2 separate regions of the Homo sapiens genome follow, and region 1 is linked to region 2. The links are chromatin loops, found by intact Hi-C in ENCODE. Cell type or tissue: psoas muscle. All regions are shown on one strand. Links, peaks and the distances in the headings refer to the core of each region. The heading gives the core; the rest is flanking DNA. Region 1 overlaps LOC105375070 (a long non-coding RNA gene). Region 2 overlaps RSPH9 (radial spoke head component 9).

Region 1 (15,892 bases), core at 4,761-12,760, 150 kb after region 2:
GCAGAGCAGGTTTCACTGATCCCACTAGACAGGTGAGGAAACTGAACCCTAGAGCAGGGAAGTGACACATCTAGAACACGGCCAGGCTTGGTGGCTGAGGCCAGCTCTGCCGTCACACACTTGGCTCTCCCCGGTGCTGCTTTCTTTGCTGCCTCTGCTGTGTCTGCATCAAGGAGACTTTCTCCTCTGAGGCTGGCTGGCCTTGGAGTTATACTTTGCGCCTAGCTGCTTCTTCTATTTTTTTAAAGATGTGTTTTATTGAGGTAAAATACATGTAACAAAATGTACCCTCTTAGTCGTTTTTAAATGTACAGTTCAGTGGTATTAAGTACATTCACATCGCTGTGTAACCATCACTACCATGCATCTCTAGGACTCTTCATCTTGCAAAACTGAAGCTCTGTATTAAACACTAACTCCCCATTCCCCTCCCTCCAGTCCCTGGCAACCACCATTTTACTTTCAGTTACTATGAATTTGACTATCCCATGTATCTCAAATAAGTGGAATCACACAGTATTTGTCTTTGTGTGACTGGCTTATTTCACTTAGCATGATGTCCTCGAGGTTCATTTATGCCGTAGCCTGTGTCAGAATTCCTTCGTTTTTCACCTGGGCAACATAGTGAGAACCCCCTATCTATAAAAACAAAAAACAAAACAAAACAAAACAAAAAAACAAAAAGAAAGAAAGAAAAAGAAAAGAAAAAAGAAAAAAAATTGCTGAGTGCGGTGGTGTGCCTGTGATCTCAGCTATTCAGGAGGCTGAGGTGGGAGCATGGTTTGGGCCCAGGAGGTTGAGGCTGTCGTGGGCTGCAATCATGCGATGGCACGCCAGCCTGGGCAACAGAACAAGAGCCTATCTCAAAAAAAAAAAAGGAATTTCTTCATTTTAAATATTTTAAATGTTAAATAATCTTGCTTGTCCTTTTATCTATTGATGGACCCTTGGGTTGCCTCCAGCTTCGGGTTATTGTGAATAATGCTGCTATGAACATGGGTGTACAAGTATCTCTTTGAGACCTGGCTTTCAATTCTTTTGGGTTTACGTATACACCCAGAAGTGGAATTTCTGGATCCTATGGCAATTCTATTTTTAATTTTTTGAGGAACCATTATACATATTTTCCACAGTGGCTGCACCATTTTACATTCCCACTAACAGTGCAGAGTGTTCCATTTTCTCCATATTCTCTGCTTTCTGCATAGTAGCCATCCTGATGGGTATGAAGTGATATCTCATTGTGGTTTTGATTTGCATTTCCCTAATAATTAGTGATGTTGAGCATCTTTTCATGTGCTTATTGGCCATTTGTATATCATCTTTGGAGAAAGGTCTACTCAAGTCTTTTTGCCCATTTTTGAATTTTTGTTGCTGTTATTGGGTTTTAGGAGTTCCCTATATATTCTGGGTATCAATCCTTTACCAGATATATAATTTGCAAATATTTTCTCCCATACTGTGGACCACTTTTTTACTCTGTTGGTAGAGTCTTTTGATGCACACAAGTTTATACTTTTCATGAATGGCCCTAGTTCTTGATGCTGTGCATGTGGCTCCTTCATCTGGGGTTCTGAAGTGACTCACACCTACACTGCTTCTACGTCTGTCTCCCTGTGTTTATCTGGATGACGTCACCCACCAGGCAAAGAACTCGTTAAGGGCCAGCACCAGCATAGGGCCTGGCATGTAGTGGGTGCTCAGCATGTGTTCGGTGAATGGGTGAATTTGACCTACGTGTGATAACAGATGATTTAAGCTGGGGGTGGGCAGGTGGGAGAGATAAGGAGGCCCCAGCCCCATGCGGAGAATGGGCACATGATGACCTGCCACTGCCATACAGAAGGCGGATGGAGAGCAACATGGCTGGAGCGAGGGCCCTGGAGCCAGAGTGCCAGATTCCAAACCTGGCTCGTGGCTATGCAGCCTTGGCAGGTTACTCAACTCTCATACGCCTCCGTGTCTTTGCCATCTTTGAAATGGGAATAATAATGTTATCTAGCTTAGAAGGTTGGTTGAAAGGATCAAATGACATGAAAAGCACTGAGGACAGAGCTTAGCACCTCATAAACACTGTGCTGATGCTGGCTGTCATTATTATGATGTTACAGTCTCAGCTCTTTGGGGGCATAGAATACATTTTCTACATCTCTTATGGCCCAGCACCTAAACACAGTGCCTGATCCAGAGCTGGCACTCAGCCAGTATTTGTTAATCAAATTAAATTGTCTTTTGTCGTGCAGGCAGTCCTTCCTCATGCCACCCTCAGTTTCTTCTGTTGCAGCTCTGAGCCCCTATCAGTCCTGTTCTCCGGCATCCTGCTGCACACTGGGTCTTCGTCTCCCCCTGCCCTGCAGGGGCCCCTAGCAAGGGAAACTGCTGGTTCTCAGACCTTCATGAAGGGCTCCTGGGGCTGGGCTGGGGCAAGGGCTGAGTGAGCTGCGGCAGCAGGTTTGTAACCTCGAATCTGGCCACACTTCGTCCATGTGAACAGTCACTTCTCCAGGTGTGGACTCAGGTGGAGGTGGCAGGTCAAGAGGAGGGGCTGGAGGAGGGCTGTTGCTCTCCCCTTTCTTTGTCCTCTGTGTCCCCTGCCCCAAGTCACAGAATCATGGATTCTCAGGGCTGTTCTGCTCCCACAGAGGGGCCCAGGACATTCTGTGTCTGTTCTCCTTACACCTTGCTGGCTGCCTGGTTCACTCTTGGTATCAGGGGATCAGAGAGAAGACCATGAGGCCTTCTGTAGAGTGCTGGCCTTGTCTTCCGTCACAGTCTCTCTGATGTGATTATTTTGGCTGGTTCCTTGGCATCGTTGTTACTCTCAGAGGCACCCTGGAGCCAAAAGCCTTGGAGCAAAAGCGGGAGACATCCCTGATCCTTCGCTGCGTCCAGTGGCAATGGGCAGACTCCTGCGGAGGCCCCACTGTCCTCCATTCCCTGGTCAGTTACTATGAATTTGACTATCCCATGTATCTCAAATAAGTGGAATCATACAGTATTTGTCTTTATGTGACTGGCTCAGTTCACTTAGCATGATGTCCTTGAGGTTCATTTATGTTGTAGCCTGTGTCAGAATTCCTTCATTTTTTGCCTGGGCGACATAGTGAGAACCCCCTATCTGAAAAAAAAAAAAAAAAAAGAAAAAAAAAGAAAAAAAAAGAAAAAGAAGAAAGAAAGAAAAAGAAAAGAAAAAAATTGCCGAGTGTGGTGGCACACATGATGCTGCGCATGTGGCTCCTTCATCTGGGGCTCTGAAGTGACTCATGCCTACACTGCCTCTACATCTGTCTCCCTGTGTTTGGTGAATGGGCAAATTTGACTTACGTGTGATGACAGATGATTTAAGCTGGGGGTGGGTGGGTGGGAGAGATAAGGAGGCCCCAGCCCCATGCAGAGAATGGCACATGATGACCTTGGTTTATTTAAAGTGGAGTGCTGCCATGGCCAGCTGTGCCCCAGGGGTGCCAGGCCTACACAGGCCTAGGCGGTCAGCTGTGCCCTCTGCCCAGGGCTCAGCCTTTACTAGGTTTCTGATGTCCTTATGCTCTGACATCACCTCAGGTCCTGTGACTTACCCCCCTCCCACTCAGCAGGGACCTTGTTCTGAAGACTTTGGCCTTTTCTTGGATGCTCTCGGGCAGTGTGGCAGGTGGTGTCAGGTGGCAGTGGGTGATGGGGAGGCTTGGAGGCTGGCTGGGGGCTGGGGGTGGAGAGGTACCACTTTGTCCTGCATGGCTGGCTCTGGGTGTAAGTGCAGTGAGTCACACCTTTCAGGTAGTGGTGAGGAGAGAGGGCAGTGCATGGACCTTGGGTATGTGTGGGTGTGGGGTTCACACCCCATATGTTCCCATCTTCTGAGAAGTCTAATGGCTGATCTGCATCTGCATGTACTGTGGGACAGGCTTGCATAGGACTGTGTGACTTGTGGGTGTGAGTGTGGGGATGTGAGGATGGGGGTTACATGTGCCTGTGGATTTCCAGTGAGTACACCTGTCTTAGACCTGAGGGATCTGGGTCTGTGGGCAGAGGTAGTGACATGCCATACAGGGCCAGTGGGAGTGTGTGCACTCGGTGAGTGTGGGGTGCGTGGGGTTGGTCTATGGTGGTGATGGGATAGGTATTGAGTGTGATACTGGGCTTGGGGGTTGGGGGTGAGTAGAGGTCACAGTAGAGAATGACCACAAAATTTCAATGTACCTTGATCTGTCTTTATTTTAATTTAAGCTCGGCCTCTGCCAGGGCTCAGGTTGCTGGGTAATTGTTGGTAGTAGGGGCAGAATTTAGGGCCTGAAGATGTCCTTGGAGGAGGGAGACATGCCACCTTCAGCAATGGTGCCTCAAGCAGTCAGGGTCAAGCTTGGCAGGTGGGGATGTAGGAGGTGCCAGGGAGGTCAGGGGTAGTGGTGCTAACATCCTGGCCTCTTGTCTCTGTGTGTTTCCAAATGACTGTGTGTGTGTGTGTGTGTGTGGGACATGTTTTGTGTCTGGTGTGTTTTTATGTATACCCATGAGAGCCTGTGATGTCTCTACATGTCACTTTTGACCTCAAATGTGTGTGACCTCAAAAGCGACTCAAATGTCTGTGTCTTCATGTGTGTGTATCCATGAGTGGTGCCACTGTATTCTATTTTATTTTTTGACTGAAGGAACATGCCACAGTCACATTTTAAAAATTGTACAAACAGAAACAACATTCTAGAACTAAATTTCAACAGTCACTGGTATAAATAAATGCCTTTGATATATTGTTCAAACCTAATTTCCTTAAGCGACTAAAAATATGAATTTTTTGTAATAATTTATTTCTTCTAATAATAAAATGAATCATATTGTGATCAGATGCCTTTATTATCACCATCTGAAAATAGTATTTATTTAATTATTCATTCCCTTTCTTCCCCACTAGGATGTAATCTTTGTGAGGGCAGGGGTTTATTTATTTATTTATTTAAGAGACAGAGTCTTGCCCTGTTTCCCAGGCTGGAGTGCAGTGGTATGATCATAGCTCACTGCAGCCTCCTGGGCTCAGTGGACCCTCCTGTCTCAGCCTCCCAAGGCTGGGACTATAGGCACACACCACTGTGCCTGGCTAATTTTTTGGTATTTTTTGTAGAGATGGGGTCTTGCTATATTGCCCAGGCTGGCCTTGAACTCCTGCCTCAAGCGATCCCCCCACTTCAGCCCCTCAAAGTGCTGAGCCATTGGCTTCGGCACTCTGTTCACGAAGAGGCATGAGCCACTGCACCTGGCAAGGGCAGGGATTTTGTCTGTCTTGTTCATGATTGTCTTCCCAAGACATGACCTAGAATAATGCCTGGCATTAGAAGGTGCTGAATAAATATTTTTAGTATAAGTGAAAGGGAAAGTATTTCTGAGAAAATGGCATTTAAGTAGAGGCCTGCAGGATGAGTAGGCGTTAACGAGCCAGGAAGGGGTGAGGACTGTGCTAAGCTGCAGGGACAGTGTGTACAAAGGTCCTGAAGTGCGAAGGAGCAGAGTGCATTCTGAGGAACTGACAGGTGGCGGGTGCAGCTGTGTATGTGTGTGTGTGTGTGTGTGTGTGTGTGTGTGTGTATGGCTTTCTCAGTCATTCGAAGGAGGTTTGAAAGTTGCCAGAGAGTTTTAAGCAAAGGAGTGACATGATTACAGTCATGTTTTAAAACATCCCTCTTGCTGCTGGAGGAGGCTGGATTCTGGGGCGGGGGTGAGAGTGAAAGCAGCAGGGCCAGGTAGGGATCTCAGGCGAGAGAGGGTGATGGCTTGGTCCAGGGCAGCTTCTATGAGGCTGGAGCTCCAAGGATAATCAGGAGTTTTTCAGCAGGAGACTTGGCAGGGTTTTGGTGATGGGCGAGGTGTAGAAGGAGTTCGGAAGGGAAGGAGAGGGAGCTGCTGGGGATGATTCCGAGATTTCTGAGTTGCTTAATTGGCTGGATGGTGAGACCATTTATGGGAATGGAGAATTGATACTTGCTAACGACAGGCACTTTACTGGCTGCTTCGCTCGCCCGGTAATCTTCACGGTCCTCTGAGGTGGGGCAGATGAAAATCCACAAGGAAACAGGGGCTCAGTGATAAAGCCTTTGCTGCAGGACTTACAATTGGTGCGGTGAGGCCCTCCTATCCAATACCATCAAGGCTTGTAGTTGGTTAGTTTGACAAATGATCATAAAGAAAGAAAACCTGTACAATGTAAAGATTTCATTTTAATTGGAGCCCTATGGATGTGCTAACATGTGCCAGCATTTTGATGTATGAATGAAGCCTTCCCCTGGGCACAGGCCCTCCTGTGCCATGAATGGTCTTCTGGCATAAACTAACCCATTATATTCACTTCTTTGGGTTCTGGTTTTGGTTTATTTAAAGTGGAGTGAGAACTTCCTGGCTCTTAAGAACCAATCAAGGGTAGATTCCTTCCAGAATAGGCCCTCCACCCTGCCCGCCAGCACCATTCTTTATAGTCTGTCTCTTCTATGCCTTGCTCAATGGCAATTTTTTCAGCTGTTTCCTGTTACCAAACTCTTCCAAAGTGTTCAACCTGGATTTTTAAGAAAAGAAGAAAACTCTTTCTTTTCACATCATATTTCATTGTTTTGTGTCATATTTTATTAAACTGCATACTTACAATAACAAGCACAACTGGCAAACAGGTTTGGGGACAGAAATAATGGCTTTTGGGACATGCTTGATTTGGCTGGTGGGAGCAGAAATGGGCAGGCACATTGGAGAGCACCCGGCTGGAGCCCTCCATGAGGTGGGCCTCTGTCTGAAGGCTTCACAGGGGGACTGAGGGGTGATGGGTGAGTCCCTAGGCGAGGCCAGTTACCAAATGTCAATGTGGGCGAGTCAGAGAGCTGTCCTTGGGTGATACTTTCTGTGAAGTTTTATAAGAAGCTGAGTTCTGCATTCAGTATTTAGTACACATATTTGGAGCCCCCAGTAATCGATACGAAATGCTATCAGTCTTTAAGTGCTCAACACTGATTAGGTTTTAAAAGTATATTTTGTACCATAAATAATTAGATCTATATTTAATGAGCAGACCTAGGGCACAGGGTGGTGGTTCCTTCTGGAACTTAAGATTTTCCCAAGCCAAGCTCAGGAAAGGCAGGTAGGTATGGCAGTTGGAGTGGGAGTGGCTGACCCAGATGGCCTCTTTGTTAATCAGGTGTCTGTACTTGCCTAGGCCTGGGGCCTGTTCTGAAAGCCAACTTTTTGGCTTCAAGGAAGTTCTATTCCTAAAGAGAGTGAAGGTGAGGTTCTCTGGAACAGCAGAAATCTGGATCCAGATATCAGGGCTAACAGGGTGTGTCCTGTCCTCCAGCCATGGAGGCAGCAGGAGGAGGTGGATGGCGCCTTCTCGATGACCACTTGGCCCAAGGCAACACAGCGGGTGGGGACCTCACCTGTGAGGACTTGCTAGGGCAGAGCATCTGGACTGTTCTCAACTGGCTCTGGGGACCATTTAATCTTTCAGAGGGTGGGGGAAGTGAATGGAAGAAGGAGGGATTGGTTGGAAAAGCTTCAGTGACAGGGCAAACCTGGGCTAAAGGCAACCAGCTGGTCTTGATGGAGTGCACCTGTAGTCCCAGCTACTCAGGAGGCTGAGGTGAGAGAACCACTTAAACCCAGGAGTTCAAGTCCAGCCTGGGCAACATAGTGCAACCCTGTCTCTAAAAAAAAAAAATTTAAAAATTAAAAAAAATTTAAAGTGGACCTGTTCTGTTATTTGTAATCGAGAGGGAAGGGAAGTCATCAGTTTAATTCCTTCGAACCATAATTTATTGAGTCATTGTGTTAGGCTCTGGGAATACTAAGAAAAATAAGACACCATTCCTGCCCTCAAGGAGTCTAGTCATGGAGGCAGATACCAAGATTGTTTTTATGACAGCCCACATCAGTTGGGAATATATTTGGTATCAAGCAACAGAATACCCAACAGACAGTGGCTTGAGCAATAAAGACATTGATCAATATCACATCACTGGAAGTCTGGAGGCAGAGGGTTCCAGCTTTGGTGAAAGGATGACATCAATGATGCTATCAAAACTCAGCCTTTTTCTATCCTTCTGCTCTGCCATCTTCAACGTGTTAATTTTTGTCTCCATGCTTGTTGCCTCCTGGTCACAAGATGGCTGCTATGGTGACTCCTATAATTATATTCAAGGCAGAAAAGAAAAAAGCCAAGGAGAGAAAGGGGCTCTATTTTTATCAGGGAAGAAACGTGTTTCCCAGATACCCCCTCTGAAAATGACCTCTCATGTATCATTGGGCACAACTGAGAGGAAATGCTTCAGGGAGGCTGGGAAACTGAGGGACTAGCAAATAGGAACAGGATGCTGGTGATGTCTTAGATGAAGCTTGACTCATCTTCTGGGCCTAGATACATTGTCACCCGAAAAGGTGAGGTTCTGGTGGCAAGGAAGAAAGGGTGGAGCAGAATCACTGTTAGGTAGGATGAGCAGTGCCTGCCTTGTGTGGTAAGAGCTAGGATAGGCTCAGGATGCAAAGAGAAACCAGAGGAGCAGAGTTGGCCTAACTTGGGGGCTCAGGGAAGGGTTCCTGGAAAAGGTGGCTCCTGAGTGAGTTTTAGAGCAGCTGTATCAAGAACAGTTGCAACGTCATCCTAGGTAGATTGACAGCAGGAGCAGAAGCAGAAATAGACATGTGAAATAACCTAGTATGTCCAGGAAAGTGAGCACAATTAGATATTTAGTTAAGTGATGGGGAGAGAGAGAGACAGAGAGAGAGAGAGAGGAGGTGCAGGTGGAGAGGGGAAGAAACCAGGCCACGGTGGGCTTTGAAAGTCATGCTGTCAACCTTGTCTAACCAATTTATCCTGGCTTCTGCCAGTGCAGGGGCAGGGCTGGCTGTGCAATTTAGAAATATTACTCAATGCTGGTACAGAGATTGGGTGGGTGGGAGAGGCCGTGAGAAGCTCAGAGTGCAGCAGGGAGACCAGCAAGGAGGTTCTTGCAGCCATCCAGATGAGAGCTGTGGAGGGCCTGGAACAGACTTGGGCCTGGAACAGACTTTCCAAAGTCAGACTGCCAATATTTCAGCAAAAAGACAGGCAGGGTTCCATGCCACGAATCTCTGGGTGGGATAGCTGTCTCAAGAGGGCTGGGAAGCTCTCAAAAATGTACATGACACTGTGCAATCCCACACAGGGTAGTCTGCGTCCCAGTAATGAAGGAAGAAGGGAGGTGACCACAGAAATCAGTGTGTGGCAGGAGAGCTCTTTGCCAAATTGCTGTGTTAAGGAGGCTTGAACAGAGAAGGGAAGGACAGATGTGAGACAGGACTACGGGCCTGTAAAGAGAGTTTCTGGAAGATAAAAATAGGTAGAGGTTTGTGAAAGATGCTAGGGGCAACCCAGGCTTGTTTAGCTGTGATCATAGCCAGTCAAGATCAAGGGATCCAGAGGCTGCAGTTGGGCCTGATGACACAGCACGGGTGGGGAGTGTACGAAGAGTAGGGCTCCTTGCTGCCCCCTGGCAGGAGAGCAGCCTGCAAACCCAGAGGGCAGCAGTAGATGACACAGAGGCCCAGGGAGCCCTGGAGGTGGGATGGGCCCTCCCCTCTCCACTGCTGCTGGGGTGTTCAAAGGGCCTCTCCCCATAAAACAACACTTGGGGCACAAAGGAAGCTTGTGAACCAGACTGCTGGGGCCACTTTGTCCCACCTGAGAAAGCCAAGAGCACGGGGGCCTTGAGAAGGGAAAAACGTGGTTCTGAGTTTTAAAAAGAGTCCTGGGCAAGGATCCTTGTGGATTATGGAAGGAGTAGTTAGTGAGCATTAGAAAAGTGGGAAGCTTCTGGATAGCTGGAAACATGGCCGTTCCTGGAGGGCGGTGCGCCCAGGGAGGGCATGGAAGCTCCACGTCCTTCCTGCATACCTTGTCTTACGCATCTGTTCATTGTATCCTTGGTACCCCATGTCTGAAGGACATAAAATGATCTTGACACCTGAAACATCCATGCTGTCCCGGGTGATGTCAGAAAAACACTCTAATGAGGACAGCAGTGCCCAGGAGGGTTCCATAATAAAATGGAAATGGCTTATACAGAATCATGCAACCTGAGGAATGTAAGGAGGAGATATGAGCAGGGAGCCTCATTACACCCTAGGACTGACTGTGGAACTGTGTGAGGAGCTGTGGATCCTACAGTGCTCTCAACTGACCAGCAAATAGCTGCTTGGTTTGTGGATGGCAGTTCCAAGGTAAATGGACAACCTCCTGTTTGGAAGGCTGCTACTATGATCCAAGAAGGTAAAAACTAATCAGCTTGGTGGGCTGAATCACATGCTGCTTTCCTAACAGCGATGGAAGAATTGAACGATGCCAGAAGCCCCTGTGGTTGGGTTTTTACCGACTCATGGGCATTGGCCAATGGCCTGGCCAGATGGTTAGGCAGAAGGGCAATAGAAACCTGGCTTATTGAAGAAATGCCCTTACGGGGCATGGCCCTGTGGAAATCTGAGGGGTGCCTTAAAGTAGAACATGTCAACGCCCACTAAGAAAGCCCCTCTCCATGTTTGCAAGGTGACTGGAATTGACAAGCAGATATCTCTGTTTCTTTGAGGTGTTCACCTGGGTCCTTGAAATGAGCAGAGATGGGGGTGCAGAGAAGGGCTGGATCTAGACATGTTCCTTTTGTACCCTCTCCGGCACAAACTGCTAATAAGACTGTTCTGTTTGTCAGCAAGAGAGCCAGAGACTGCCAATGGCTATGTGGCCATTTCCCTGGTGGGAAGGCCCTAAAGAAAGCTGGCAAGTGAGTGGTACCCTGAGGGGCTACAAGTGGGTCTTGACAGAAATAGACACTGGCTCTGGAGTGGACTTTGCTTACCTGGTGGAAGATGAAAATTTTTAGAGTGCCATAAAAAAAAAAAAAAAAAACCAGAACAGAAAATATCGCATGGATTTGGATGGCCAACCATCCTTTTTTCAGACCAAGGAACACAGTGTACAGCCCATAATATCCAGCAATGAGCAGATAGCTATCCTCCTCAGAGTAAGAGTTTGATAGAGAAGTGGAATGGGCAATTAAAACATCAGTTGCTGGCCGGGAGCAGTGGCTCACACCTGTAATTCCAGCACTTTGGGAGGCTGATGCGGGTGGATCACTTAGGTCAGGAGCTCGAGACCAGCCTGACCAACATGGCGAAACACCGTCTCTACAAAAAATACAAAAATACAAAAAATAAAAAAATTAGCTGGGCATAGTGGCACACACCTATAATCCCAGCTACTCCAGGGGCTGAGGCAGGAGGCAGGAGAATGCTTGAACTCAGGAGGCGGAGATTGCAGTGGGCCGAGATTGCACCACTGCACTCCAGCCTGGGTGACAGAGTGAGACTTTGTCTCAAAAATAAATAAATGAAATAAAAATAAAAATTGGTTTTCTAAGACAAAGTCGAGATGAAAGCACGCAGGGCTGGCTTACATGCCTTCACAAGTGCGTGCTCACCTCAACATGAGTGGGACTGAAGAGGCGTCCCCACTGGGTTTTTCTCTGTTTTTCTGGTTGATCTGGGGAAGATGGGGCAGGGAGGATGCTGGTATGACGATGCAATTCTTGCCAAGGGAGGAGTACACTGGTATAACGACTATATATATTTTTTCTTCCCCAAATCACCTTAAAAATTTTTTTCCCCTGCCTGATGCAGTGGTTCTAGGACCAGGGCTGCAACCAAAAGTGCTGGAAGCAGGGATGATTTCTAAGCAAGACACTGTCACTATGCTTTTAAACCTTACATCAGAATTCTTAAGTGCCTAATGGGGGAGGGTTGTGCCTTTACCCCACCTAGCAAAAGTGGGGCTAAGAGTGAATGCAGCTATATTGCCTGGTGGTAAAAATAGCTCACCAGTTCTGCACCTATGTAACTTTACCCTATCTGAATGGGAGCGAACTGAGGAGGAAGTACTTGCTAAGCTTGTATTGCTGCCTGCAAACTAGACTAGCACAGTGGCGATTCTAATGTCCCTTCCAAAGGTGAAAAAGTTTGGGTATTAATGGAGAGAAGGAGAAACAGTAGCTGAGGGTAAAGGAATGAACAAATGGGTTATAAATGGAGGGAAGTCCAACATTACATTAACACCTTCAAAGAGACTCAGAGCAAGTGACGACATTATTGCTTAGCTCAATTATAACAGATGCCCAAAAGGTGAAAACGATGTTTGCTGAGACCATTCATGCTTTTGGAACCTGACAAGATTGAAAGGAAGCCTACAAGCCTGAGTGGCCTCCCCTGGGAGACATATTCGTACCTTACAATGATTGACTGGACTAATTACTAATGACTGAATGGGATTCTCGCAATGTGGCAGTATGTTTCTTTTTTTTAAACTAAAAGTAATTCCCAGAACTGAGCAGATGTGGCAGTATGTTTTGAGTTGTACATTCTTTTGATGTGAAGGATTCATGTTTGAAAACAAGGGAATGGCCTGTGATATTACGATTGTGTGTGTGTGTGTGTGTGTGTGTGTAGGGTTTTGTCCATGGTTCCTGGCTCATAATTCCCATAGCTTTTGATACAATCTTGATACAGACATAGCCTTTGATACATGGTTGTCATAACATGGTTGTCATAATGTTGGGGTGCTTACAGAATCTTGCTCTCTAAATTTCTCCTGTCCTCCTTTTACCTGCCCAAGGCAAGACTCTAATCTGATTGTAGGTCAAAAGACCCTTATTCCAGAGAGGGTCCTGCCCCATCCTCTGGAGGAAAGAATGCTGCACAGAGAGGCCAAGAAGAATCCAAACAGACAGGCCCTGCTGGGTTCCTACTCTGTATGTTAGTGTGAGATCATACTCTTTTTGTCCAATCATATTTCTACGGAGTTGTCAGTCATGCCTACGTAATGAAGCCTCCATAAAACTCCAAAAGGACAGCATTCGGAGAACTTCCGGATAGCTGAACACGGGGTTCCTGGAGTGTGGCCAGCCCAGGGAGGGCATGGAAGCTCCGTGACCCTCCCCACATACCTTGCCCTATGCACCTCTTCATTGTATCATTTGTAATATTTTTTATGGTACATCAGTAAATGTAAAAAAAAAAAAGACAATAGAAAAGGAAAGAGGTCACCAGGAGCCAGCATGGGCTCCCCACAACTAGTTGTGTCAGGTCAACTGAAAAAATAGGAGTGTTGAGAAATAGATAAGAAATATCCATTGAATCAAATTCAAAAAGCACAAAAGGTATACTATGAAAAGTCTTCCTCTCACCCTTCACTCTTAGCCAAACAGTTCCTCTATATGAATCTGTCTTTCTATATATCTATCATCATCTATCATCTATTTTTAATCTATTATCTATTTATCATCTAATCTTTTTCATCTATCTTTTCATCTACCTATTATCTATGATCTATATAATCTTTTTCATTTATCATCTATCTATCTATCTGTCTATCTATCTATCTATCTATCTATCTATCTAATCTAATCTACCTACCTACCCTTTAAAAAAACAAACTGTAGCATATTTTCCTTGCCATTTAAAAACTCTAACTTTCCTTTCCTCTAACAATGTGTCTTGAAGATTTTTACATAGCAGTGCATGTGAAGCTGCCTCATTCTTTTCATGCTGGTGGAGCACCGTGGTATAGATGCCTCATCATGGATTCAACCAGCCTCCGAAAGTCTCCAGTCTTTGTCTCTTATCAAGATTTCCACAGTGAATAATGCATCATTGCCGACACACAGGGAGTTGTCAACAGGGTTGTATGTCTATATATCACTTCCCACGTGGTTGATACATGTGATATGTATGTGTTTCTGTAGAATAAATACTCAGAGGTGAAATTGTTGAGCCAAAGAATGTATGTGTGTTTAATATTTACAGGTATTGTCAAATTTCCAAATTTCATAGAAGTTGTGGCCATTTTTGAATGTCTGAGGGGGTCTTTTTCCCTATATTTTTGCTGATGGTGTGAAAAGAGAGTAAATGAAAATAAGGAAGACCAGGGTCCAAGGACAAGCCATGAGGCATCCCAGTGTTGAAGAGTTGAGAAGCTGGAAAAAGCCAGCAGGGGAGGCTAAGGAGGAGCATCCAGGGAGGAAGGAGGAAAACCAGAGAGTGTGATGACTTGAAAATCAAGTGAAAAAACCTTTCCATAAGAGAGGGTGGGCCAGGTGCGGTGGCTCACACCTGTAATCCCAGCACTTTGGGAGGCCGAGGCGGGGGGATCACAAGGTCAGGAGATCGAGACCATCCTGGCTAACACAGTGAAACCCCATCTCTACTAAAAATACAAAAAATTAGCTGGGCGTGGTGGTGGGCACCTATAGTCCCAGCTGCTTGGGAGGCTGAGGCAGGAGAATGGCGTGAACCTGGGAGGCGGAGCTTGCAGTGAGCCGAGATGGTGCCACTGCACTCCAGCCTGGGCAACAGAGCAAGACTGCATCTCAAAAAAAAAAAAAAAAAAAAAAAAGAGGGCGGCCAAATGTGACAAATGGTGCCAAAAGGCCAAGTGGAATGAGGACTGAGGATTGATCGTAGGACTGGTACCTTGACCAGAGCACTTTCCAAGAGTGGTGGGGGTGAGCACTTGACCCACCACTAGCTAATGATTCCGACGAGGGCCTAGATGTGATTCTGTTCCCCCTGGGTGGAAAAGCGAGCCATCAGTGAGAGAATCAGGACTCAGAAGAACCAAGACAGGTGGCCACGATACAAGGAAGAATAGAGGACACAGTGATACCAGGTGACATTTCCAGGTCCCAAATGCCAACTACATAATGAGAGAGGGTAAATGTACCTAGTGCAAAAGACTTAGAGAATTTTGACAACTCCCTGTGTGTCAGCAATGATGTGTAGTAATCTGAAGAGCAAGGCAATTATAGGGTGGGTTAATGGACATATCGTATCCAGAATGAGAGAGGCGGTTGGCCCCCTGGGCTCAGCAGCAGCAAGTCCAAATGAGGGGAACTGGGTTCGGCTAGGGGACAGTAAGGTGGGAGACACAGTGGAGTCTGTTCAAGGAGCACACAGGGAGTTAAATAATTGTAAAGGAGGCTTCGTGAGAAATGGGTAAAGAACTAGAATGTTGAGCTTGGAAAAGAATGGACTTGGGGGACCTTCTTTTGCAAGAAGAGCTCTTCTAGGAGGAAGGGACTTAGGTGGGTTGTGTGTCTAAAAATGGTGGAATGCTGGCCAGTTGCAGTGGTTCACGCCTGCAATCCTAGCACTTTGGGAGGCCGAGGGGGAGGATCGCTTGAGGCTAGGAGTTCGACACTAGTCTGGACGACATAATGAGACCCCCGTCTCTACAAAAACAATAAAAAATGATGGGACAAGGCTGAGTGGAAGACGGAAGAAGACAGACATTGTGCCATGCCTTTTCCTACATTTATTTGTGAATTCTATGTGAAAATTTGTAATCTTTGAGTATTCCAAGCCATTTCCAACCCAGGTGTGTTCTCATCTACACCTTGTTGAATGCCTGAATCTTAAGTCTTGAGGAAACAATGCCTCCTCTAAAATCCACCTGAAGGAAATGAGCAACTTCTAATTTGATCACTAATCAGCACAGAGGAGGCTTATAATGGTGGCCACAGGGCTGGGGACTTGGCCTTCCCTGCGCTACCCTGTCACTGACTTGGCAGACAGCGTGACTGGCTGGCTCCTCACATCGCCGCCTATCCCTGCTCCCAAACGTCTGGGCGCTCAGGGAAAATTAGGAGGGAAGGGAGACCTGGCTCCTGTTCTCAGAGAACAGGACAGGCTCTAGGAGCTGGAGCCGGTGTGGTGATTATATCCTGCGCCAGGCAGAAGGCAAAGGGCAGCCTCCAAACTACACTTCCCGTAGCACTCTGGGTCAGTGCTGTCTCATAGAACTATACTGTGAGCCATATCTCTATTTTAAAATTTTCTAGAAGCCTCATCA
Region 2 (8,000 bases), core at 1-8,000:
AGAGGTGGCAGTGAGCCGAGATCACGCCACTGCACTCCAGCCTGGGTGACAGAATGAGAATGTCTCGAAAAAAAAAAAAAAAGAGTTTGAAAAATTGTGAAAACTACCAAAATGTGACACAGAGATACAAAGTGAGCATATGCTGTTGGAAAAATGGCACTGATATACTGGCTTTACACATGCAAACCTTCAATTTATAAAAACTGCAGTGTTTGTGAAGAGCAATATATCAAAGTAAACCTGTGATGATGATGATGATGATGATGATTATTTTGAGACAGAGTTTATTTATTTGAGACGGAGTTTCTCGCCCAGGCTGGAGTGCAGTGGCATGATCTCAGCTCACTGCAGCCTCTGCCTCCCGGGTTTGAGTGATTCTACTGTCTCAGCCTCCTGAGTAGCTGGGACTACAGGCGTGAGCCACTGCACCTGGCCTTATTATTAATTTTTTTAGTGGCAGAAAGTCCTTAGAGATGAGTTGGGGCAGGCCTAGGAGGGCCTAGAAGGCCAAGGCAGTAGAAGCTGCTGGTGGCTTGTGAGCAGGTCTGTGACAATAAGGCAGTGGTACACAGGTGGAGCGAGACAGGGCAAGGCAAACCAGGAATCATGAGGCCATTTCAGGGCTACTGCAGTGCCCCAGGGGCCAGGCAATGGTTCTGAGTGGGTAGGAGCTGCCACCAAGGAGTGGCCATTTGGGCTTCCATCATACAGGAACATCTGAGTCAAGCTACTCTGAGCAGGGCCAGTGCTGTAGTGACAGAGAGGAGGGTCTCCGGACAAGTAGGGGGATATGAAGAGGGTCTATAGGGGTTGGGGCATTTCTCGCCCATCAGACATACTTCTCAGACTCCCCTCATCTCCTCCATCTCTGCTCCCAGACTTGTCAGGAGGCTGAGGGTGCTGTACGTCCCTCGTTGACAAAGGGAGCCTGGAACGGCGGTGGTGATGGAACCTCAGAGCCAGGGGCTGAGGGGTGGGCCTACAGAAGTCCTCTTCATTCCCCTAATCTGAGGGCAGCAGCCCTGTCCCCTGATTCAGGGTGTGTCTGGCAAGCCCTTTGCAGCCTTCTTACCTGCAGCTGGATGCTCCAGAATCAGAAGATGAAACTCTCCTTTGTGCTGGGTGAGAGGGGCTGGTGCAGTAGTGCTGCTTTGCCCGTGGAGCCTCATCCACTGTGCAGCAAGAGGGGTGAAGAGGGTGATAGAGCTTCTGCAGCCAAGACCAAAGCCAGCTAGATGGGGTGGGGCCCAGCAAAGTCTTCCTAAGGGAACACCATCAGCCCTATCTGCCCTCTGCTGTCTCGGGTAAGGTGGACCCTGGAGGCAGCTGTCTTTCCTTGCAACAGGAGAAGTAAAATGTGGAGCTTTGGAGTCTTCCTAAAGGCTGCTGGGGTTGGGGCTGGGCAAGGTGGCCCATGCCTATAATTCCAGTGCTTTGGGAGGCCAAGGTGGCAGAATCGCTTGAGCTTAGGAGTTTGAGGTTACTTGTGATTGGCCACCATTGCATTCCAGCCTGGTGAGCCACTCTGATGTGTCCAGTTGGCAAGTGAATTCATCAGGCCTATGGGAGGTGTGGCATCTGGGCCTGGCAGGTGGGTGAGCTGCAGTGACCCAAGGCCCTAGGCATCCTGCCCTGATGGTGACCTCAGGGCTGCAGGATCAGCTGCTGGCTTCACTTCCCAGTCCACCCCACCATGTTGCTTTATGAGCTGGAACCTTGGAAGCTGAGGACTCCTGGCATTTCCTGGGCATGTGGGCCTCAGGGGAGGGATGCTCCTGGCCTTACCTTGGGAAACCTCCCCATACTCTTCAGGTCCTTCCTCCCAGAGCCACTACTACCAGTTTTTCTTTCTTTCTTTCTTTCTTTTTTTTTTAATTTGACAGGGTCTCACTCTGTTGCCCTGGCTGGAGTGCAGTGGCCAGTGGGATGATCTTGGCTCACTGCAACCTCCGCCTCCCAGGATTAAGTGATCCTCCTGCCTCAGCCTCCCGAGTAGCTGGGACTACAGGTGTGGACCACCATGCCTGGCTAGTTTTTGTATTTTTTGTAGAGATGAGGTTTCACCGTGTTGCCCAGGCTGGTCTTGAACAACTCAGCTCAAGGGATCCACCCACCTCAGCCTCCCAAAGTGCTGGGATTACAGGCATAAGCCACCGTGCCCAGCCTAGGCCCACCTTTTTCTCACGATGGTTCGATGAGGGTCATGGCGATGGAGTGGAAGTGTGGATGGTCACAGGAGAGCGGACAGCTCTGATTTTCCTCCCCGGTCCCCTTTCCTTATCAGCTAGGAAAAGAGCAGTCTGAGCTGCTTGGAGGCTCCCCTGCCAGGCAGGCAGCAGCTGGGCTGGGCTGCTAATTGGGGCCAAAATCCCAAGGAAGAGTTCCCTGGGACACCAGGACTGGCTGGAGGGATGGGATTTGGCAGCTGTTTTCTGGCCAGTTAGGATAACTGTTTCCTTTCAGGGTCTGAGGCAGTTGTTCAGGGTGACTTCACGTGGCTTCTGAGCAGGTGTGGTTTTGGTTGGCCCTGTTCCTGGGACTCCTGCTCTGTGTCCATGAGGTAGGCCAACGACTCCGCATCTTGTCCCTTGGCCAAAGTGACAAGAGACACCTTGGCTGAAGAGAGGAGTGGGAGAGCTGTTGTCCTCATGAGTTGTCATGCCGTGTCCAGGGATCCGCAAAGTTCCATGGGAGTGGGTAGCTGGTTCTGGGGTGGCAGGACCATCCTCCTGCCGGATCCAGGGTAATGACTAAGAGTTCTCTGACCTTGGGCTGCAGCCAGGTGGCATAGATGCAGCCGTGGGTCAGGAGGCCATATATATACATATATTTGAGACAGAGTCTCGCTGGAACCTCAGCTCATTACAACCTCTGCCTCCTGGGTTCAAGCAATTCTCCTGCCTCCGTCTCCCAAGTAGCTGGGATTACAGGCGCATGTCACCACGCCTAATTTTTGTATTTTTAGCAGAGATGAGGTTTCACCATGTTGCCCAGGCTGCTCTCGAACTCCTGACCTCAGGTGATCTGCCCACCTCAGCCTCCCAAAGTGCTGGGATTACAGGCGTGAGCCAGCACGCCCGGTCAGGAGCCTAGATTCCTAGGTAGTATCTTGCCATTCGATGCTCCCTGAACATCCACTATATCAGCAAATAGCCACTGAGCAGCTACAACAGGCACCTGTGATGCCCTTGGAATAAGAAAAACACCTCCCTTGCCTCAGAGGTTTGGGAAGATCAAATGAAACAGAGGATGGGAAAGGGAAATGTAAACTAGAGGGTGCCTTGCAAGCATCGGTGTCCTGGGAGGTAAAGGAGGAGGGCTGGAGGGCCACTGCTCCTCTCCTTGCTCCACTCTGGGCTGGTGCAAAGGTCTCAGAATTGCCAGGTGCACACAGGCTGGGGCTCCTTCCCAAGCAATTCCTCAGCAGCAATGCTCAGTTCAGGCAGCAGAGGGCAGCAACGCGCCTGCCTGCCTACCTGGAAAGCAGCCTTTGAAAGCTGCTGCTGGTGGTGGTTGAGGACCGGGAAGGGGGCGAGTGAGGCGGGCATGGGCGCGGGGGGGAACATGGTGCCCAGGGTCAGCCTTCCCTTCGGGATGTGCGCAGGTGGCTCTTCCTGCCCCAGTTCCTTGGAAGCCTGGCTGACAAGTGTTCAGCCTTCTGGGCCACGGGGCCTGCCTTTGCTACTCGATTTGATACGGGTCTGGCAGCCAGAGGTTTCTCCCTCCTCCTCCTCCTCTGTCCTCAGGCCTCTAGGGGGTATATGATTCTTGTGGCCCTTGTAGGGGATGGGGGTGCCTCTCCCACTGGGAACCCATGGCCATTTTTTTTTTGTATGTGACAAAAATTTTGTTGGTGCTCATCTGAGAGGGTTTGAGCCATCTGTTGCCCCTGGACAGCCCTGGTCCCCAGCCTGGCCTACTGTCCCTCGATCTTAATCCCAGAGCTGCCTTTCTTCCAGGATGGCAGGAGAATGTAATTAGAGTAAGTACGCCCTAGCCTGAGGTTTCCATACTAGCAAGGTGGGTGAGACCCTGTGGGCCCAGGAAACCCAGGAGGAACCCCTCCTGATTTACCAACCTGTACCCATCACATCCTCAAAACACAGCTTCTGGAGAAGAGTGGCTGCTAGGGGGCAGGAGGGATTTGGGGAGAGAAGAGAGAGCGGGGGCTGTGAACCTGCAGCACCAAGTCTGCAGGGGGCTTTTCCCCGAGTCCTGGAGGCGGTGACAGCAGCTGGCTGGGCTCAGCCTGTTCAGCAGTTGCAGTAAGAAAGTGGGTGAAGGTGACAGCAAGTGCTTGGCTCTTCAGGTAGATGCTACGTGACTCCTGGCACGTTGAGTCTGTGTTTCCCGGGCGACCAGCTGAGCCAGGGACGATGAGAGGACAGGAGTGTGACAGGAATGCGAGGGAGGGAGGCAGTGCTGTTTTCTGGCTGGCCCTACATGCCGCTACCGTACTCCACCAGCACCCTCCCGCCTGCGCAGCACTGCCCCCTGCCAGGCGGGGGCACTGTATTTCCCTAGCTCCCCTGCCAGTTTCTCCTTGCTCTCTGGGTAGGAGCCCCTGCTGATAGGCCTAGGCCACTTCGTCCAAGAACACTGCCCCCCGCCCCCTGCATTATCTACTGGAGGCAAGAGGTGGCCAAAGCCTAGGCAGGCAGGCTGGTGTGAGGGCAGGGCAGGACCAAGCCCTTGCCCAGGCATGCCAAGGTGCTGGCAACAATGAACTGACAAGGGTCTAGGTTGGAGGACTCCAGGATTCCATTTTCTCCAGGGCAGCACCTAGCCCAGGCAGGCTGCAAGCTGCCCTCCCTCAGTAGGCAGATAGAGATGAGGCAGTCTGGTCTTAGTTCAAGGGGCTGAGGGACTGTCTTTATGGAGCCTGGTCCCTGACGATACTCTAGGCTGGTGGGGTGACCAAGTGAGGGAATCGGATCTCCCTGGGTCTGTGCTTCTTGTCCAAGGCTGAAGCAGTGGAGTTGGAACACTCTGTCCTGTTGGACCCCCACCCTCATCAATCCTAAACAATCTGTTTTCTGGAGATGCATGACCAGGAAAGTACCAGGCTAGGGACTCTCAAACTCTGAGGGCAGGTCTGAGAGGCAGAGGACCTCAAGCACCCAGAGAAAAGTTTTAAGAGTCAGGGGAAATACTCCTTCTCAGGGGCAGTGTTCCAGCCGGAGCCCCGCTAACACAGGGGCACTACTTTCTTCTTGATGTTGTCCAGCAGGCACTGTGTGGGCTGGAGGGGGCTGACGTCATCCTTTGCATGGGCGATGGCACTTGGTGCTGGCCACTGCACGGTGCTAAAGTGAGCTTTGCGATTGGCTTCTCCCTGAGCAGGACCAGGGACAGCCAAACTATATACGCCCAGAAAACTTTGGTTTTGACCTGGGCAGGCGGCTGCACCCTGAGTAAGGGTGCATGAGCTGCCATGAGGGTCAGGGGTTCCTGGCAATCAGGTTTCTTGGATGCAGGGTGGCCCCCAGTGGGTGGGCACTGAGTTGTGAGGCTGCAGGGTGTGGAGTGACTAGGGTGAACCATGGTTGGAGGTGGCCCGTGGGAAGCTGGGGCAGCAGGAGCCAAGCAGCCAGGCTGAGCTGGCAGCTGATGAAGGCCTCAGAGAAGCTCTCAGCGCATGGCTGGCTGGTCCAACACCAAAACTTTCAAAGCATTTGCCTTTCTGGCAGGGCCTGGAGCAGGGCTGTGGCTGGGCCGGGAGAGGCCTCAGTGCGCAGGGGAATAGAAGCCCCAGATCTGCATCCAGAGGCGATTTTCCCAGGCTCCTTCCTCCCACACTGTGGCTCCCTCCCTCGGTTCTGGAGCTTAATCAGGCCCTTCCAGCCAAGTCCTCATGGCTGCACGACTCAGCCCTGAGCTGGGCTGCTCCTGTGTGGGGAGACAAAAACCAGGGCAGAACCTAGGACAAAGGCTCATTAGGGGCAGCCCAAGTCCCCTCCCACCAAGGATGGCTCCCAGTCTACCAGCTGCCAGAAAGGGCCATTGAGCTAGGAGGCCTGAACTGCCCAAATTTCTATTTGAGCCTTCCTTTCCTGGTCTGGTCTAATCCAACTCAGGAGAGGCTTCAGGAAATGGGGAAGACACAGCAAAATGGCAAGTAGTGGCAAACCACACTAGAACTGGTGACTGCACTAGGTATAGTGTGGGAGGAGCTGGTGTCTCCCTTGGCCCAGCCCAACTCCCCTCTGCCTGTGGATTGGATTCAGCCTCCTCCCCCACTCAACCTTTAGCTAGACTTGCTGACAGGAACAAAACAGACTGGTTTGAGTTTCGCCTCTTTTCATTTCCTTTGCCCTCCCTCTGAAAGTGGTTTTAATGAGCAGTGAGATGGCTAAAAGGGCTGGGCGTGGTGGCTCACATCTGTAATCCCAGCACTTTGGGAGGCCAAGGTGGGAGGATCGCCTGAGCCCGGGAGTTTGAGACCAGCCTGGGCAACACAGTGAGGCCCCATCTCTACAAAAAATCAGAAAAGTTAGCTGGGTATGGTGGTGCATGCCCATGGTCCCAGCTACTCTGGAGGCTAAGGTGGGAGGATTGCTTGAGCCCAGGAGTCAAGACTGCATTGAGTTGTGATTGCGCCACTGCATTCCAGCCTGGGTGACAGAGTGAGACCATGTCTCTTAAAACGAAAAGAATAATGGCTAAAAGACAATCAGGGAGTAAAGCATCTGGAGAATTAAATGGTCTCTCCCCAGTGGAACCATAGCACCTGGGCCTGGCTGCCCAAGGAGCCAGGGGCCACAGCATGAAGGGCAGAGCTGTGGCTCCAGCAGCACCAGGCCTCACCTCCTGCCTGTCTTATCTCAGGGTCCTGGAGCATCCAGATGGAGAGGGGCAATGCCCTGGTGGTGCTGCGCAGCCTGCTCTGGCCGGGCCTCACCTTCTACCATGCTCCCCGCACCAAGAACTATGGCTACGTCTACGTGGGCACTGGCGAGAAGAACATGGACTTGCCCTTCATGCTATAGAATGGGAGCCAGCCTGGATGTTTTTAAACAGAGTCTAAACATGATTTTCTTAAGCTTCAGTGAACTTGGCCTGCCTGTTCTGTCCTATCTTCTTAACTCCACCTCCGTCTGGTTCCAGATTCTGAAAGGCCCACTGAGCCAGGGAGCTCATTTCTAAACCAAGTGGCAGAGGGGTTGGAATGTGCTAATGAAAGAGATTCTAGACAACGATGGGTGGAAATGGCTGTGGGAGAAGGTGACAACCAGGGCCCCTTTGAGGAACGCAGTTTCTTGGATTCACACGAGAGCGGCAAGTGTGTCAGGCAGCCCACCTTGGCTCCCTGCAGCTCTCCCACAGTAAGGAGCTCACAGCTGTCATGAAGAGGATGGGACCTGTTTGGCCCATGAATTCAATTGACTCATTGGCCCCATCACAAGAGATCAGTGACTCAATGCTCAGCACCCAGCTGGCAATGTGCCCAGGACCCCCTGCACTTCCCAAGCAGTGAGCGCACACCCAATGGGTAAGCCCATGAACCCAGTTTATGACACTGCGTTGGGCAAAACTCCTGTCCCCAGCACTGAGCATGGCCTAAGCCCCATAGCAGCTGGCAAGGGACCCAACTGCCCTGCCTGCCTCTAGCTCCCAGCATTGCTACTGTGCAGGCCAAGGGTACTGAAGTTAGTCCCACTGTCCCCTGTCCATGCATGTTGGAGGGACCAGGCCATCGTGGTGGGGTGGGACAGGAGTATAGTTGTGGCCAAGGGCTTGTGAGTGGGCCTCCTACTCCCCAGCACAGGTGCAGGAGGAACTCTGGAAGCACTGCTCTCTGTCAGTGATACAGCTTCCAAGGTGTTCTTGAGTAGCAGACATTGTCCCTCAGAAGGGGTGACCCCACGGGCATGCGCACCCTGTTCCAGCGGGGGCCTTTTTTGTAGATGGGCTTGACGGAGCCAGGAGCCCAGCGCGTCAGGTACCTGTGGAGGGAGAACAAAGAGGTGCCTGTGAGGGCTGGGGGCCCAAGCTGGACG

What was found. A loop is a pair of places that touch in the nucleus more often than their neighbours do. Peaks named below come from ENCODE experiments on the same cell type or tissue, not always from the same donor. Only the 100,000 strongest peaks of a DNase experiment are listed, where the experiment ranks them.
Region 1: a loop joins it to region 2, with 2.2 times the contacts of the local background. A loop is called at or near these places in 4 of 110 quality-filtered maps.

Annotation. Positions count from the first base shown.
Region 1 is chr6:43,807,890-43,823,781 of GRCh38, forward strand. All of the region lies in intron 1 of LOC105375070 (a long non-coding RNA gene), which reads left to right. Among named protein-coding and RNA genes, the nearest start is that of LINC02537, 36 kb to the right of the region's middle. RefSeq lists enhancers at 9,215-9,264, 9,385-9,444. In psoas muscle, for the core only: a CTCF peak has its summit at 9,509; DNase peaks (open chromatin) are centred at 5,512 and 9,472.
Region 2 is chr6:43,663,961-43,671,960 of GRCh38, forward strand. RSPH9 (radial spoke head component 9) reads left to right here. Exons shown (of 5, transcript NM_152732.5): 5 at 6,829-8,000. The coding sequence ends at 6,989. It overlaps MRPS18A (mitochondrial ribosomal protein S18A), which reads right to left. Exons shown (of 6, transcript NM_018135.4): 6 at 7,242-7,946. The coding sequence ends at 7,802. Among named protein-coding and RNA genes, the nearest start is that of MRPS18A, 20 kb to the right of the region's middle. RefSeq lists enhancers at 3,127-3,196, 3,817-3,966, 4,587-4,676, 4,767-4,926, 7,533-8,000 and a silencer at 6,101-6,340. In psoas muscle, for the core only: CTCF peaks have their summits at 3,444 (motif pointing right) and 4,486 (motif pointing right); DNase peaks (open chromatin) are centred at 3,461, 4,481, 5,281 and 5,681; H3K4me3 peaks cover 1,740 bases; H3K27ac peaks cover 4,269 bases.